Regions from separate parts of the Homo sapiens genome. Here region 2 is linked to region 1. A link is a loop called in an ENCODE intact Hi-C map of the cell type or tissue named here. Cell type or tissue: chondrocyte. All regions are shown on one strand.

Region 1 (8,000 bases):
CTGGGCTCTGAGTTCTGCCCTTTGAATTAACCTTCTTTTTTCATGAAAGGTAGCTTCATAGAAAGATGTTGACAGCCAAGTCAGCCTGTTTTTTGCTTGTAGAATTTTGGGGATCCAACACCTTCTTTCATTTTATTCTCTCACTGATTCTTTCAGGCCACACCAGCAGCAATTTTACTGCCATAATATTCTTAAGAACCTTGTAGATCTCCCATGTATGTCATGGGGATTCACTCCATTAAACAAAAAAGGCTCCTCCATAGATATTTCTTGGATAATTCCATCTCTATTTGTGACCTCTGCTGAAATGGTTGAGGGGATCTATGAGTCATATGTTCTTCAAAGAGCCCTCAATGTAACTGAATACTCTGACCTTTTGATATTTCTGAGGCACTAGCAAAATATTTTCTAGTCACATCCTTGGCTTTCTTTTCAGACTAGGTATTCCTAACAGTGAATATCCTATTTTAACATGTTTTGGAATCTGAATAGGTTGATAATTTCTCAAATATCAAGTTATGAATATGTTTTGCTCAACAATTATTCCCTAAATCTCTCTCTCTCCTCTCACGTTACTACAAACAGCAAGAAAAAGCCAGAGTGCACCTTCAACACTTTTGTTGCTTACAAATCACCTTAGCTAAAATCTAAGTTCATTGTTTACAAGTTTTGCTTTCCACATAACCACAGGGTACAATTCAGCTAAGTTTTCTGCCACTGTGTAAGAAGGGTCCCCTTTCCTTCAGTTTATAATAAAAATTCTTTATATCCATCTGAGCCCTCAATGGCAGTTCCTTCAATGTCTATACCTAACCAATGCTCGCTTATGATAATTTAGGAATATTCAGAGGTGATTTAGATTTTCTCTCTACCATGCTCTTCACTTTCTTCTAAGTCCTCAATAATAGAGTCACCAATAACCATATTTCTACTGAAAGTCTATTTAAGGCAATCTAGGCTTTTTCTATCATGCTCCTAAAAATTCATCCAGCATCTGCCCATTGCCCAGTTCCAAAGCCACTTCCATATTTTTTAGGTATTTCTTACACCAGCACCACACTTCCATGCAGGAAAATTTGTATTCGTTTCCTATTGCTGCTCAAACAAATCACCACAAACTTAGTGACTTAAATCAACACAAATCTATTATCTCACAGTTCTGGAGATCAGAAGTCCAAAATGAGTCTCATTGGTCTAAAATCAAGGTATCAGTAGCACTACATTCCTTCTGGAGGCTGTAAGAGAAAACTCATTTTCTTGCCTTTTTCAGCATCTAAAAACTGCCTGCAGTCCTTGGCTTGTGGCCCACTATCACCTTTAAAGCCACCAGTGGCCAGACTAGTTTTTCTCATATCACATCACTCTACACTGACTATTCTGCTTCCTTCTCCCCATTTCAAAAGATTCTTCTGATTACACAGGGCTCACCCAGATAACCTATGATAGCCTCCTAATCTTAAAGTCAGCTGATGAGCAAACTTAACTTCCCCTTGCTGTATAACGTAACCTATTGTTTGGTTCCAAGAATTAAGACATGAACATCTATGCAGGACCATTATTCTGCCCACCATAATATATATTTCCATAATGATAAATTTTCAATTCTGCTCTATTAGTATAGCCTACCATGTAACCTGGTTCCTGCTTTCCTCATATACTTTATTTCATATCACATGCCCTATGTTTCTACTTCTCTAGACTTCCTCCACGTTCTCAAATGCACATTCATCCCATGCTCAGAACCTTGCTCACACACTAGTCCCTTTGCCTATCCCCATAGCTTCTCTTCTTTGGACTACTCTTACATATCCTTCAACTATCAGCTTAAATGACTATTCTTCAAAGATGGTTTCCCTGAGCCTGAGACTCCCCTAACTAAAATATAGATTCCCATTATATCTTCAGTTTTTCTTCATATAATTTATCTTAATGGTGATTAGGTCTGTAACTATGTAATTGTTCAACGGCTATTTTTAAGACACTATGAAATCAAAGTTAAGTTCTAACGTCTTCATTTGTTATGTGCCTAACACCTAGCAGTATGCTAGTTTCCCAAAAATAACTTATTTGAAAGAATGAAAGTAACTCGCTTAATTGTCATAACAATGATCATTTTATAATTGAGGGTACTGGAGCTTAGAGAAATTAAGTAACTTCACCACAGTAAAACAACTAATGAAATTCCACCTCAGTCTATCTTGTTTCTAAGTGCATCTCTTAAACACTGTGTTATTCCACACTATTTGGGCACCAACAGCCATCACTTCAAAGTCCACAGATGCTCACCAACCATCATACTGAAGACAAATTAGTGCCACCTCGATTTCCTCAATGCAGTTACCTTTGCCTACTAAAGTCCATGGTCTATTACCAAATGCCTATTTCACTCTGCGTAACACTGGCATAAGAGGAGACGTACGACCTTTTTTTCCCTTTAAAACCTTAAAGTTTTTTACAAATAACTACTAAGCTTATTTTCAACTTAACAACTTGTAAAAAAAACATGCTTTGATTTTATCCACTTCTCTTCTATGGATTAATGAGATTATAAAATCTGTTAACACTTCAGAAGAAATTGTATTAAACCAACAGAGGAAATTATCTACTTTGGGAACCTGGCCAGATTAATTGTTAAAATCAAAGATCTAAAAATCATGCTAACATTGCTAGAAAGTCCTAGAATGGTGCTTCTGTATACTCTCATTCCTGATCCCTCATGTACAGAGAGGAAAAAAACATTATTATGATCATTATCTTGGGGAATACTTCCTAGATTTTAGAAAGTAGAACCCTTTATAACCTTTCATAGGTCTTTTTATTGTCTACATTCACTCCTCTAATTTTTAAAAGCATAATAAGTGTATTTTTGTGGCTGCAAGTCAGATTATAGCTAGAAATGACTAGAAAATTGCCTGGATTCCTTTTTTGAAAATTATGGTAATTGGCAAAGATCAAAAGCCATATTTATTAAGGTGTAATCTAATTTAGCATCTTATTACTTGAATTTCCAAAACAACTATAAATCAAATTTCAACAACAACAAAACCATTTTAGTGATACTATAGTTGCTATTATTATTTTTAAAACATATGACTTTAAAATATATTTCCATTTGTTTTTATTAGGTATAGATAATAATAAATTTACGAGTTTCAAAAGGTATTGAATTGCATGCATCTCAAAATCCACTAAGGAGAAAAACTGGCACAAGGAAAAGCAATATTAAATGAGCAAAAATCACTGGGAAAGTATATGTTGAGATTTCTTTATTTTAAAGCTAAAAGACAGAAGAAGATGGTTACATTACTGCAGGAAAAATTTGATGGTCCAAAAATCTCTTCCATCTATTTAGAACATATCTGATAGCACAAAGAAACTTATATGATAGGTTCATATGAAACCTGAGAGCATCTCACGGATTTTGTAATTTGTTACTATTCCTGCTATGACTATGTATAGTGTATATGTATATACCGTACAAAATATCTGCAGCACCCTCAACTCACTGTAAATAGAATCTATAAAATCTTCAGTCTGTATATTTTTTTCTCTCTAAAGCCAAAGGAAATCTCAATGAAGCAGCAAGACTCGGAACTGACTTCTTAACAAGTTTCCAAATGCTATTAGCAAAGACCTTGCCAAGGTAATGCGAAATTCCATGCATGGCCAAAGGGCCACCTTTTGTCAATTTCATAATCCGAATCTTAGAATAAAAGAAATCACAAGAGCATAATCAATACATCAGTAATATATGCCTACTGAGAACATGGCATGCAGGAAATACTTGCTGATTGATTGGTTATATTAAATAAAGTCCATAATTTGGCAGAAAATGAAATTTTACACCTTCAAATCTCATAAACCATATTTGTTAGGCATTTACTCTGTCTAAATATTGAGCTCGGCATCAACAAGGAAGGAAAAACAACCAATTCATCAATGTACATGGATATCTAGTTACTATGGACAATTCAAACAAAACATTTTATATGCCTTATGTATTTTGAACACCTACCTTGAAGAATTTGACAATTTAAATAAAAATGAATAACTAAACATTTTTAATTAACCAGGAAAAGTTATCGATTCCTGAGACTATTTCCTAAAAATGGTTTAATTTTCTAGCATCAGAATATAAAATGCACAGTCCTGAAGGTTTCTATTTGTGACAGATCAGACACTCTTCAGAGGAAACTAGGTAGAATACTAATAAAATTTAAAGGAGCTTTGTAAATTTTAAGAGCACTACAATACCATTTGTTTATTAGGAGCTTTAGATTCCATAAAGCTTTCCAGTTACTCGAATTGGCAGTCCTGAAATAACTTTGTTTCCAGTTCATAGGGATTAAAAATCAGAGATAAAAACAACACAATACAAAACAACAACAACAAAAAAAAAAAAACAGAAGGTTAACCCTACTGACACTTCTATTCAACTGTGTGAAATTCTGCTGACAATGTAGCCTTATCTTCTTTATTATATTTGGTCATTGTTTTTAAAGGATTCAATATCCAAGCCCCACCCTCTTATAAAAGACCCTTAAGTGAATAAAACATTACCATAAATATTTGTTACAATAAAAAATTAACTTAAACATAAAATTTAAACAATAATTTTTAAGCCAGAAAATTGCATTTTAATTTTTTATAAGAGCAAACTTGTTTTAAGTAAATGTAACACATGTGAATTTCCTCCTTTCCCAACTCTAAGCTTTGGTTTTAGTGTCCATGGTGACACATACTGGCTATATCAGGCAACAACACCACTACAGAAACACTCAAGTTTTATTTTATTTCTATTTCTTGGTAGCATATTTTCCGAAGTGGTTTCCTTTTGCATATCCAACTCTTTAGTAATTATGAATTGCACTTTCAAAGCCATGGCACCAAAATAACAACAACAACAACAAAAATCTGGGTGAGGTAGGGCAAGAAGCTTTAGTCCATTAGATATGTTAAACCAAACTCCATTCTCTTTTGCCTTCATGTATTCTTCACCATACATGAATCTAGTCTGTCTGTACACGTTTAGCTACCTTTTAGAAGCTCTTATTACGGCAACTTTCCACAAACAAGCAATCCTCAAAAGCTCTAATCAAAGTTGAAGGTTTGCTGCATTGGAATTTGCTTCTGACTGCACAACACATTTAAATATAATTTGAGATGTAGACATTTGTGCCCAGCCAATATCCATTGACTTCAAAAAAAAGTTGTAAAATCGTAAGTACACAATTAATGATAATATGAGATACACTTCTAGATTAACATTTACTTGAAATCTTTCCAAAATACTTTTGAGACCATTATTCCCTTTCTCTTGTTATTGGTGGATGAAGGAAGAATGAGGGTCTTTCAAAGATAAATTTTGCCTCAAATATACTGCGACTGTGATATGCAGTAAGTAAAAATATTCAGAGGCATTAATTTTTCCAGAAAGCTACCCCCATAAAACAATTCCTCCAAGCAGGGCACCATCGTACCTGAAACTTTCAGAGATCAGTGTCTTAACTAAGATTAAGCTATCCTTTTTCCTACCTAAATCAATTTCACCCAAACGAGGCGTTTGTGTTATAATTCATTGTTCCCCAGATTCTAAAATCAACCATCTGCCATAGGAGTTTCTGCTCAGTAATTAAGGGACTATCCATTAGAACTGGCAAGAGTACAAAGTACGAAGGAGAAGGGTGAGGCAGGGGAGAAAAAACCACTTAAAAGAGATAGGGATATGTGTCTCACACTGGCCCTTCTACACCTCAGCTAAAGTACTGTCATCCATGAGGCAATACAAAGTTAGGACAAGCGGCAAGAGCAACTCCTGCCGGGGTTATCGGAACTGAAATCACAGTGGGGATGCAGCACGCCGGGCATACCTTGAAAGAGAAAGGCTTTCGTCCCATTATGCAGCCCCGGGACCTGACGCACTCCGGTCGTGGACTCCCCAAGTTCTAACTCTGTTAAGACGTCAATCTGTAGGGAAGGGTCCACACCAAGCCCCCAAACTGGTGAGGGGTATGAGGTGGGAGAGAGAAAAAGGAAAAGCTCCATCAAAATGCAAGTCTCTTCCTCCAGGGCAGCAAAGAACCGCGTTTTCGCGACAATATTGGGAACTGAAGATGAGAGGCGACTGCCTCCTCCTCCGCCGAGAGCCTTACCTGAGATCAGCAGCCAAGCTTTAAATAGCGGAGCACCCAGTCCCGTTTCCATGACCTCCTTTAAACCCTTCTCTCTGCAAAGTTCCCCCTCAGCCCTCCGACCCTGGACTAGGGGCGTGATCCGCCTCGCGGTCTCCAAGGCAAGCACAGAAAAAAAAAAAATCCATATCCAAACCCGCCCCCTTACTCCAAGCTTCCCACTCCAGACCTACTTTGGGTCCGGGAAAAGCGAGGCTTCCCCAGCCAGCCCATGCTGCCCCGAGGCGGGAGCCATCCCTTTCCCCAGCCCCAGCTCTGCGGCCACTCACCTGCTCCGAGACCGAAGATCAAACAGAATGTTCTCAGTAAGACCCGAGACTCCATGGTGCGGATCAGCTCAGTCCATCGTCTCCCTCTTTAAAAATAAAAATAAAAATCGAAGAGGTTCTTGGAATCAAGCGGGAAAATAACGTTTGTCTCTCCTGCTGCTGCCTCGGATTTACTGATCAGTAGGATTAATACGCTTTGGTTGCCTAAGAAAGAAAAGGGAGGCCTCCCCAGGCGCGTGAAGAACTTAGACCCTCCAATGCGCACATCATTCCCACACGCAGGGCCGAGGCGGCAGCGCGGCCCGGAGGGGGCCCGGAGGGAGGGGTCGGACTCGCCCCGGCGCGGCTCCGTCGGGGAATTAGCTCCCGAGCCGAATAAAAGCAGCCAAAGACTCGCACACCCGGTAGAAGGGGGGCGGCCCCAAGAAAGCCCGGGCTGGGGCGGCCCCGCACCCCCCCGTCTTCCCCGCCGCCCGAACCTGTTGTAAAGGCAGAGACAATGGAGAAAGCTCCGGGAGACGCGCGGAGAGACTGCTCCTCCGGGGAGGGAGGGGCGGGCCGGGGGAGGCGGGGTAAGGAGGAGGGAGGGGCCGCCGAGGGCGAGGCCGGCGCTCAGCGTCGGTCTCCCGCACGGTCTCCTGGATGCCAAACCCGGTCTAGGGAGCCCAGGAGCCGTTGCAGCCTCAGCTCTTCTCCCTCCCTCTCTCGATGACCCGGGCAATGCCAACCTCCTTTCGGGATTGAAAGCTCTAAATCCAAGGTGCTAAGTTGATGGGCGGTCTTTGCTCTCACCCCTCGATTTCGGGCGCGTGTCTTGAAAGACAGGAGAGAAAAAAGACCACCCAGCTGCAGGAGGCAAGGCTGGAGCGAGTAGCGCTCGCCTGCCCTTTAAGCAAAGGAGGGAAGCCCATGTGCACTCGTGCACTGGGCTCCGGAGCAGCCCCGGGGTGCAGGGCACTCCCCCTCCAGGGCGTGCGGAGGAAGGCCACCAAAACACGCTGCACTGCCGAGGTGGAGCTGGGCAAAGTAGGTAGAGACTGGTGGGGACGGATGGCGAGCCTGGGAAGCCCCGGGTGTCCTGGTGGAGAGGTTCCCTGCCGGGGGCGGGGCGCTGGAGAGCTTCCCCGGCGCGGAGAGCTTCCCGGGCGCGGAGAGCGCAGAGAACTTGGCCAGGAGGTGCTGGACAGCTCCGGAACCCGCGCGCCCCCTGCCAAATAAAGCGTGGAGACCCGGACTCGGGCTCTCTGGGACCAGCATACAGCAGAAGGCAAGGGGAACTGAGCCAGGGCGTCTGTTCACGCCGAAATATCTACCTACATAGAGGAGATGGTTAGAGAGAGAGAGAGAGAGAGAAATAAATAAATACGTAAATAAGCAGAGGGAGGAGATGGAGCCCAGGCGAGAGAGAAGAGCCATCCCACTGTTGACCACACTCATGCAGGCTCTACCTGCCCTTCACCACATATGTCCGGGACCATAAAAGTGGTGTCCTTTGAGATCCATTTTTCAGCAGGCACATGTATGTTCAAGATCAATGGTA
Region 2 (8,000 bases), 410 kb before region 1:
AAATGCTATATTCATAAATAAAATATAGATGTAAAATTCTATTTCCTCCTGCTCCCTAAAATCATAGACTCTGACTGAGTCCCAAAGCCCTAGTCCATCTTGTAGGTGATAGTATTTGCTCCCTTCAAAAGTTTCCCTGACCACAAGAGAAAAAATATAGGTGTGGATAAACTGTTTAAGTAAATAGATATAGATGTAATAGGTAGAGAAACAATTTCCCATTTCTGTTCTGTTTCTAGTTTATGATATGTTTAGATTGCTGATAAAATGTAGTTCAAAGACAATTGAACTAAAATAAAAGTGGCAGCAGCCATTTCTTTGTAGCACATCACGTGTTTAAGGAATTATCCCATTTGCTGGCTTTCTCTAGATAAGCCACAGTTCTGGTGACGTTACCACTTATTAGCTCTATGACACTGAACAATTTCTGTTGCCTCATTTGTAAAATACGGATAATAACTGTGACATTTAAGTTAGATAATACATATAAATTGTTCTTCACAGTGCCTGGTGCATAGCTACATACCAAATAAAAAGATCCCCTATTAGTAGTCACTCAAGAAACATTTATTGAACATTCATATACAGTAGGCATGAAGGTCAATGTTGGAGATTTGAAGTCCATTTGAAGTTACCGAAAGTTAATTTTTGTTACTTGCAACCAAAAATCGTAGCAAATATTACTGTCTTCCTTTTGACTGGGTAACATAAAACTGAGATAGTTCATGGTGTCTTTGCTGTAATCTGAAACTGAGGAGAGATGTCTTCTCTCCCCCAGGAAAAATGTAGGCCTGGAGAAGAAGCACTTGGCTTGCTGCAGAAAACATTTGAATGGTTGTAGAAGACACTTGTGGTAAGTGCAGGAAGAAAGAAAGAAGAAACAAAGAAGGAAAGAAAGAAAGAGAAAGAAAGAAAGAGAGAGAGAGAAAGGAAGGAAGGAAAGAAAAGAAGGAAGGAAGAGAGAAAGGAAGGAAGGAAGAAAGAGAAAGAAAGAAAGAAAAAGAAAGAAAGAAAGAAAGAAAGAAAGAAAGAAAGAAAGAAAGAAAGAAAGAAAGAAAAGAAAGAAAGAAAGTAAGAAAAGTTTGATTAAGGATAGTAAGTGTGTACTAGGGCCTACCCTGATATTTTTAGGCCTGGAGTCTGAAGCAGTGATTTCGTTTTTATGTCAGCTCTGACAACTTTGGGGCATAAACATGACTCTGCTTTAAAAACATACATATATACTCACACACCAGGAAAGGACTCCAGGAAATATTTCATTTAGTTCTTAATATATTTAAATTATAAAGCATAAATGAATAGTTAAATGAAAACATAATTATATAAATTACTAGCCAGTGACAGCCATTAGCAGGAATGCAGACATCACTTAATGTTTAGTCTCAATCTTACTCTGTCTATTCTATTATATGGAATGGAGGAATGCCAGAATATGAATTTTATTATTTCAAGGCGAAGGTTAGTAAGATGAAGGAAATGAGGGGTCCTTAGTAAGCTGATATAGTTTGTATATTTGTTGCTGCCCACATTTCATGTTCAGAAGGTATAAATAGGCTTCAAATTGGATCCAGCTAGGCATCAGTTCTTCAGCTCATCTTCAAAGATAGGCATGAGTCACTATGCAGTGTTATGCAGGTTATCTATCCTAAATGCAGACCTAGGGGAAATGAATAAATTCATTGAAAATGTTTTGTAGGAGGATTAAATGAGATGTATATGAGAGGCATGTTAGAAAGGTTTCTGGAAACATGGCTGCCTGAATGCAGCCTCTTTCCTCTCCTCAACAACTCCAAGGTGCTTTGCTATCTGGAATCAAGCAGCTGCTGTGATTTATTGGTTATTTAACCAATAAATATTATTTATTGGCTATTTAACCAATAATAAATAATAAATATTATTTATTGGTTAAATAACCAATAAAGTTAAAAGGGGGAAATAAAATCAAGTATACAGGTTATTCTGCTACATGCACATGAAAAATTTAAAGACAGAAACTGTCATATTTTCCTGAAAACAGAGCAAAAAGACTTCTATATTGTTCATAAGTAACCTGCACAAAATAATTAATAATGAAATTCTTATTTAAAAAGAAGACTGATAGATAAAAACCACTAGGCAAATGCAAACAAAAAGAAAATAAGAGCATCAATATTAAAATCAGTCAAAATGGAAGTTAGGGTTAAAGGTACTAAACAGGCTAGAGAAAAGCATTGTACAATGGAGGGAGTTTCCATAGGAAAGAAGAAAGAGAATAGAGACAATATTTTAATAGATAAGAAATAAAAATTTTCCAAAATTGATGAAAGACATCAAGCTACTGATTCAAGAACTGCTACAAACCCCAATCAGAATAAACAGTAAAAACAGGTACTTCATAGTGAAACTGCTTAAAAACAAAAATGAGAGGAAAGCATTAAGACAGCCAGAAGAAATAGGACTATTGTAATATAGCAGAGCAATGACAAAAGTCAGAGGATATTGGAATGATACCTTTCACAGAAGAGAATAACACAAAAAATGGGAGGGGAGGGCTAATAAAAGTTCTGCAGTTCTAAATTGCTAGGGAAATGGGAAAAGTAATCATTTTTATTATACCATAATAAGTCATTACACTGGACATAAAGGGAAAAAGCAAGTATATGCAGCTTACCAGAATCATGCATTAAAAATAAGATTAAAAACCAAAGGTAGAGAAAAGACGTATAATACAAACACTTTAAGAAAAATTAAGGCATCACCATGAGGCAATGTAAGACTGTAAGGAAAACAGTATTATTTAAGATAAAGAGACATCCTACAAGGATAAAATATTAATCTACTAAGAATACCTTACAACTTTAAATCTATATGAATCCAATGATATAATGAGAGCAGGCAACTGCCTTTTCTGATTGAGAACTTGGCTGGAAACCCCCACTAACTAGAAACTGCTGTTGGAACCAGGATCAAGGACAGGTATGGCAGTCTTATCATTGGTAGTCCCTGATCCTCTCTGCCCTTTTAATATGAGTGACCTTTGATGTCTGGGAAGTAGCTAAAGATTATTGGTGTTTTTATTTTATTTTGTTTTTAGACTATTTCTCACTAGACAGATGTCCTGCATGCTGACTCACACTAGGTAGCAAGATTTTAAATTGTATCCAGACCATCCGATTTCTGGTAAAGGATATGGCCCATGGTTATAGAGCTTACATGAAAATATCTTCCTTGCCTTCAAGCAACATTTACTTTGGGGAAGACCAACCTTTAAAAGTGACTAAAATACAAGACATGGTATGATAAATGTGGTAAGAATGGTAGAAACAAAAAATGTATAAAAGGCATAAGATGTTATATATTCTAAAGAAAGTTAGAAATAAAGGCAAAACTCAAGTATCAAAAAAACGAATTCAAAGTTGCTAACTCAAATGCAACATGAGAGTAAGTCAGAATTTTATTTTCCATTTAGTGCCAGAATCACCACAAAGATAAAATGCAGCAATAAGAATATCAGATCTCCATGGGTCCTACTAGTCAGGCATCCCATCCTCTCAATATTTGCATTTAAGTATAGTTTAGATCTACTTTTAAAATTGTGATTTAACATAAAAAGATGTAGAGGATCAAAATGTAAAAACACGAAGGCACCTATGAGAACCTTGCCTCACACAGCTTTCCATGGGAACTGGCTTGCTTGGCCGAGGAGTCTGATTTCTACATTCTCTGCTGAGCCTTCAGTAAGTGTGCATCTCTTTGGAGGGAATACAAACAGAGAGCTCTCACTGTCTTCAAAGGGCTGCCATGCTGAGTCAACTCAATAGGACAAAAAGAACAAAGTGAGACAAGCTGCAGCCTTCCAAATAGCATCCTGCAAGCCCCTCCACCTGCAAGTTGCAGGGCAGGATTCTAAAAAGAAAAAAAAAAAACAAGGGAGTTCAGAGAATTGTCTGTTTAATTTTCATCATCCCTAATGTAAACTGGGCTAAAGTGGTCATAGACCAGGCCCAGCAGATTCCAGCATCCTGTTTTTTTCATGCACTTGGACATAAGCTGAACCACAGCTCTGGGTTTAAGACTTAGCCTTATATTCCTTGCATAAATGACAGGCCAATTGAAACTCATTTATAGTGAACAGCATGTCCAAAATAGGACCAAGAGGCAAAACTAAGTTCTTTTAATGTTACTCTTTAATTCTGCATATTGCCCTTGTCTGCTTATCCAGGGAAAATAGAGATTTGGAGTAAGAATCAGAAAAGATTCTTGATGTTGTTTATTGTATATCTGTGTGTCTATAGAGAGAAGGAGAGATTAATTAATTAGCTTAGTTACACAAGCAAGATATGTTTTTAAATTATGGATTCTGGGGATTCTGGTCTCTCTCTCTCTCTCTGTGTGTGTGTGTGTATGTGTATGCACACACATACACACCCATACACACATGGAGAGGAAGATGTGTCACAATGAACACAACAAAATTTCTGACCTTTGGGAACTTAATTTCTAGGTGAAAACAGTAAGCAGATAAATTGATAATATATAATATGTTGGGAGTGATCCATGCTATAAAGAAAAAATAAAACAGAGTAATAGAGATTGAGAGTGACAGACAGTGAGGTAGTTACTATTTTTACATAAAGAGATTGTCAGAGAAGGCCCCATTGATAAAGTGAGATTTGAAGAGTTGTGAAGAAAATGAAGGAACCAACCATTAGGATATCTGTAGACACAGCAAAGGACCAGAAGTCCAGCAGAGGGCATAGTAAGTGAAAATGAGGTGAAGTATGTTTAGTGTGTGTAAGGAACAATGAAAAAGCCACCAGGGCTAGCCAGAGTGAAATGATAAAGGGAGAGACAAGAGGGAAAGAGAGAATGTCTCCGAGTGATACAGAGGAATAATCACAAGGTGCCTTGGAGTCCATGGTAAAAACGTCAGCTCTTATTCTGTGTGAGTCCATTGGTGGATTTCGAATGAGAAGTTACATGATATGATGTACATTTTAAAATGATCAACCTGGTTGGCCAACAGAAAACAGACAAAATTGGAACAAGAGCTAAAGCTGGGAGATCAAAAATGTAGAAGGCTATTGTAATAACCCAGGCAAGTGGTGATGGTAGCTTAAACTAGTGTGATAACATGTTGTGACCACTTCAGACAAACAGGATGTTCTTCCAATCAAAGTTTCATTTAGATATCGAGACTGATGTTGACACACACTCATACAAACAGGGCATAAAAAGATTTATTACTCACATATTAAGGCTTGAGGAAAAACAAGGCAAGCCTCCCAAGTTGGTCCAAAGAGGGCCAAATCTGCCCTTGAGAGAGAGCAGGGAAAGCAGACTGACTTGGAGTTTTGATGGTAGTTAGAAATTGGGGATGGATTGAGAGTTCCCACGCATGCTTTGAACTTCCTGCTACTGCCAAAGGAGGGAGTATCTAGGACTTTCTCATCAGCTTCTCTGATGTAGAGCAGAAGGCAAACAGGGAGGGGTGAGGCTTCAAAATATGAACAAATGAAGCCAGACTTTTATACAATGGTGGAGATAACAAGAGGTATCAGATTCTGGAACTACTTTTTTTAAGAAAGAGGTATAATATTTATAATTGGAATGGGATTTGGGGGGTAAGAGAGGTAGAAGGTAAGGATAATTCCCCCTTTCACTATAGCTTAGCAAATAAAAAATGTAAAATAATAAAAATGTAAAAAATTAATCAAAAAGCTACTTTATTTGTTCTTGGATTTCCCCCACTTTTAGATTGAAGATTTTATTGAAATATAAGAACCAAATCCTTTACTTCTCTTTAGTCCTCTCTAACTTCTCCAACAATTTTCCCTGGGAATAAAGACAGTGCTTTGCAAATAGGAATGTACAAAAGGGGTTTGTTGATTGAAAAGACGTGTAACAATTTAGTCACGTGTCACTTAACAGGGATACTTTTCTAAGAAATCAGTCATTAGGCAATTTCATTGTTGTACAAACATCAGAGTGTACTTACAGAAGCCTATGTGGTATAGCCTACTCTACACCTAGGCTAGATGGCATAGCCTATTGCTGCTATGCTACAAATTTGTACAGCAAGTGATATGGTTTGGATTTGCATTCCTACCCAAATCTCATGTCAAATTGTAATCTCCATTGCTGGAGGTGAGGCTTCAGGGGAGGTGACTGGATTATGGAGGACGTTTCTCATGGTTTAACACCATCCTCCTTGGTGCTGTTGTTGCAATAGTGAGTTCTTGTGAGATCTGATTGTTTAAAAGTGTGTAGGTCCTCACCCTTTCTCTCTTGCTCCTACTCCAGCCATGTAAGATATGCCTGCTTCCCCTTTATCTTCTACCATGATTGTATGGTTTCTGAGGCCTCCTCAGAAGTCAAGCAGATGCCAGCACAATGCTTCCTGTACAGCCTGCAGAACCATGAGCCAATTACACCTCTTTTATTTATAAATTACCCAGTCTCAGGTATTTCTTTATAGCAATGTGAGAACTGACTATTACAGAAAATTGGTAGCAAGGAGTGGGTCATTGTTATAAAGGTACCTACAAATGTTTAAGTGACTTTGAAATTGGGTAATGGACAGAGATTGGAAGAGTTTAGAAGTTTCAGAAAAAGACAGACAGATGATAAAAATTTGGAACTTACTAGAGACTTGTTCAATGGTTGTGACCAAAATGGTGATAGTGATATGGACAATGAAGACCAGGCTGATGAGGTCTCAGATGGAAATGAGGAAACTATTGGGAACTGGAGTAATGATCACTTTTGCTATACCTTAGCAAACAGCCTGGCTGCGTTGTGCCCCTGCTCTAGGGATATGCAGACTTTGGACTTGAGAGTGATACTTTAGGGTATCTGGCAGAAGAAATTTCTAAGGAGCAAAGGGTTCAAGATGTAGCCTTGCTGCTTCTATAAACCTATAAACCTATGCTCATATGCATGAGCAAAGAAATGATCTGAAATTGGAAGTTATATTTAAAAGGGAAGCAGAATGTAAAAAGTTTGAAAAATTTGCAGCATGGCCATGTGGTAGACAATAAAAACCAATTTTCAGGAGGAAGAATTCAAGCAGACTGCAGAAATTTGCCTAAGTCAAAAGGAGCCAAGTGCTAATAGCCAAGACGATGGGGAAAAGGCCTAGAAGGCATTTCGGGGACCTTTGCAGCAGCTGCTCCCATCACAGTCCCAGATGCCTAGGAGGGAAAAATGGTTTTATGGGCCAGGCCTAGGGACACTGCTCCTCATATCCCAGTCACTCCAGACATGGCTCACACAGGCCCAAGTACAGCTCAGGCTGCTGCTTTAGAGGGTACAAGCTGTAAACCTTGGTGGCTGCCACATGATGTTAAGTCTACAGGTACATAGAGTGTAAGAGTTGAGGCTTGGGAGCCTCTGCCTAGATTTCAGAGGATGTATGGAAAAGCCTGGGTGTCCAGAAATAATCCTGCTTCAGGGGCAGAACCTTCATGGAGAACCTCTTCTAGAACAGTGTGGAGGGGAAATGTGAGGTTGGAGCCCCCAGGCAGAGTTCCCATTGCTGCACTGCCTAGTAGAACTGTGAGAAGAGGGCCATCGTCCTCCAGACTCCAGAATGGTAGATCCACCAGCAGCAAAATGGTAGATCCACCCTGCACCTGGAACAGCCACAGGCACTCAACACTACCATGAGAGCAGCCACAGAGGCTGAACCCTACAAAGCCACAGGGCAGAGCTTCCCAAGGCCTTGGGAACTCAACTCTGACACCAGTCTACCCTGGATGTGGGAAACGGAGTCAAAGAAGATTATTTTGGAGCTTTAAGATTCAATGACTGCCCTACTGCGTTTTGGACTTGCATGAGGATTATAGTCACTTTGCTTTGGCCAATTTCTCCCTTTTGGAACAGGAATATTTACTTAGTGCTTTTATCCCCATTGTATCTTGGAAGTAACTAAATTGTTTTTTATTTTACAGGTTCATAGTAGGAAGGGACTAACCTTGTCTCAGATGAGACTTTGACATTTGGACTTTCGAGTTAATGCT

The links. A loop is a pair of places that touch in the nucleus more often than their neighbours do. Peaks named below come from ENCODE experiments on the same cell type or tissue, not always from the same donor. Only the 100,000 strongest peaks of a DNase experiment are listed, where the experiment ranks them.
Region 2: it touches region 1 in a loop (4-fold over the local background); 2 of 110 quality-filtered maps call a loop at or near these places.

The regions. Positions count from the first base shown.
Region 1 is chr12:44,869,355-44,877,354 of GRCh38, forward strand. NELL2 (neural EGFL like 2) reads right to left here and starts at 6,961. Exons shown (of 20, transcript NM_001145108.2): 1 at 6,461-6,961; 2 at 5,871-5,999. The coding sequence starts at 6,515. RefSeq lists enhancers at 7,084-7,585, 7,586-8,000. In chondrocyte, CTCF peaks have their summits at 4,746, 7,422 and 7,622; a DNase peak (open chromatin) is centred at 7,537.
Region 2 is chr12:44,460,608-44,468,607 of GRCh38, forward strand. No RefSeq gene overlaps it. Among named protein-coding and RNA genes, the nearest start is that of NELL2, 410 kb to the right of the region's middle. RefSeq lists a silencer at 6,269-6,464. In chondrocyte, a CTCF peak has its summit at 4,739 (motif pointing right); no DNase peak of the experiment used is centred here.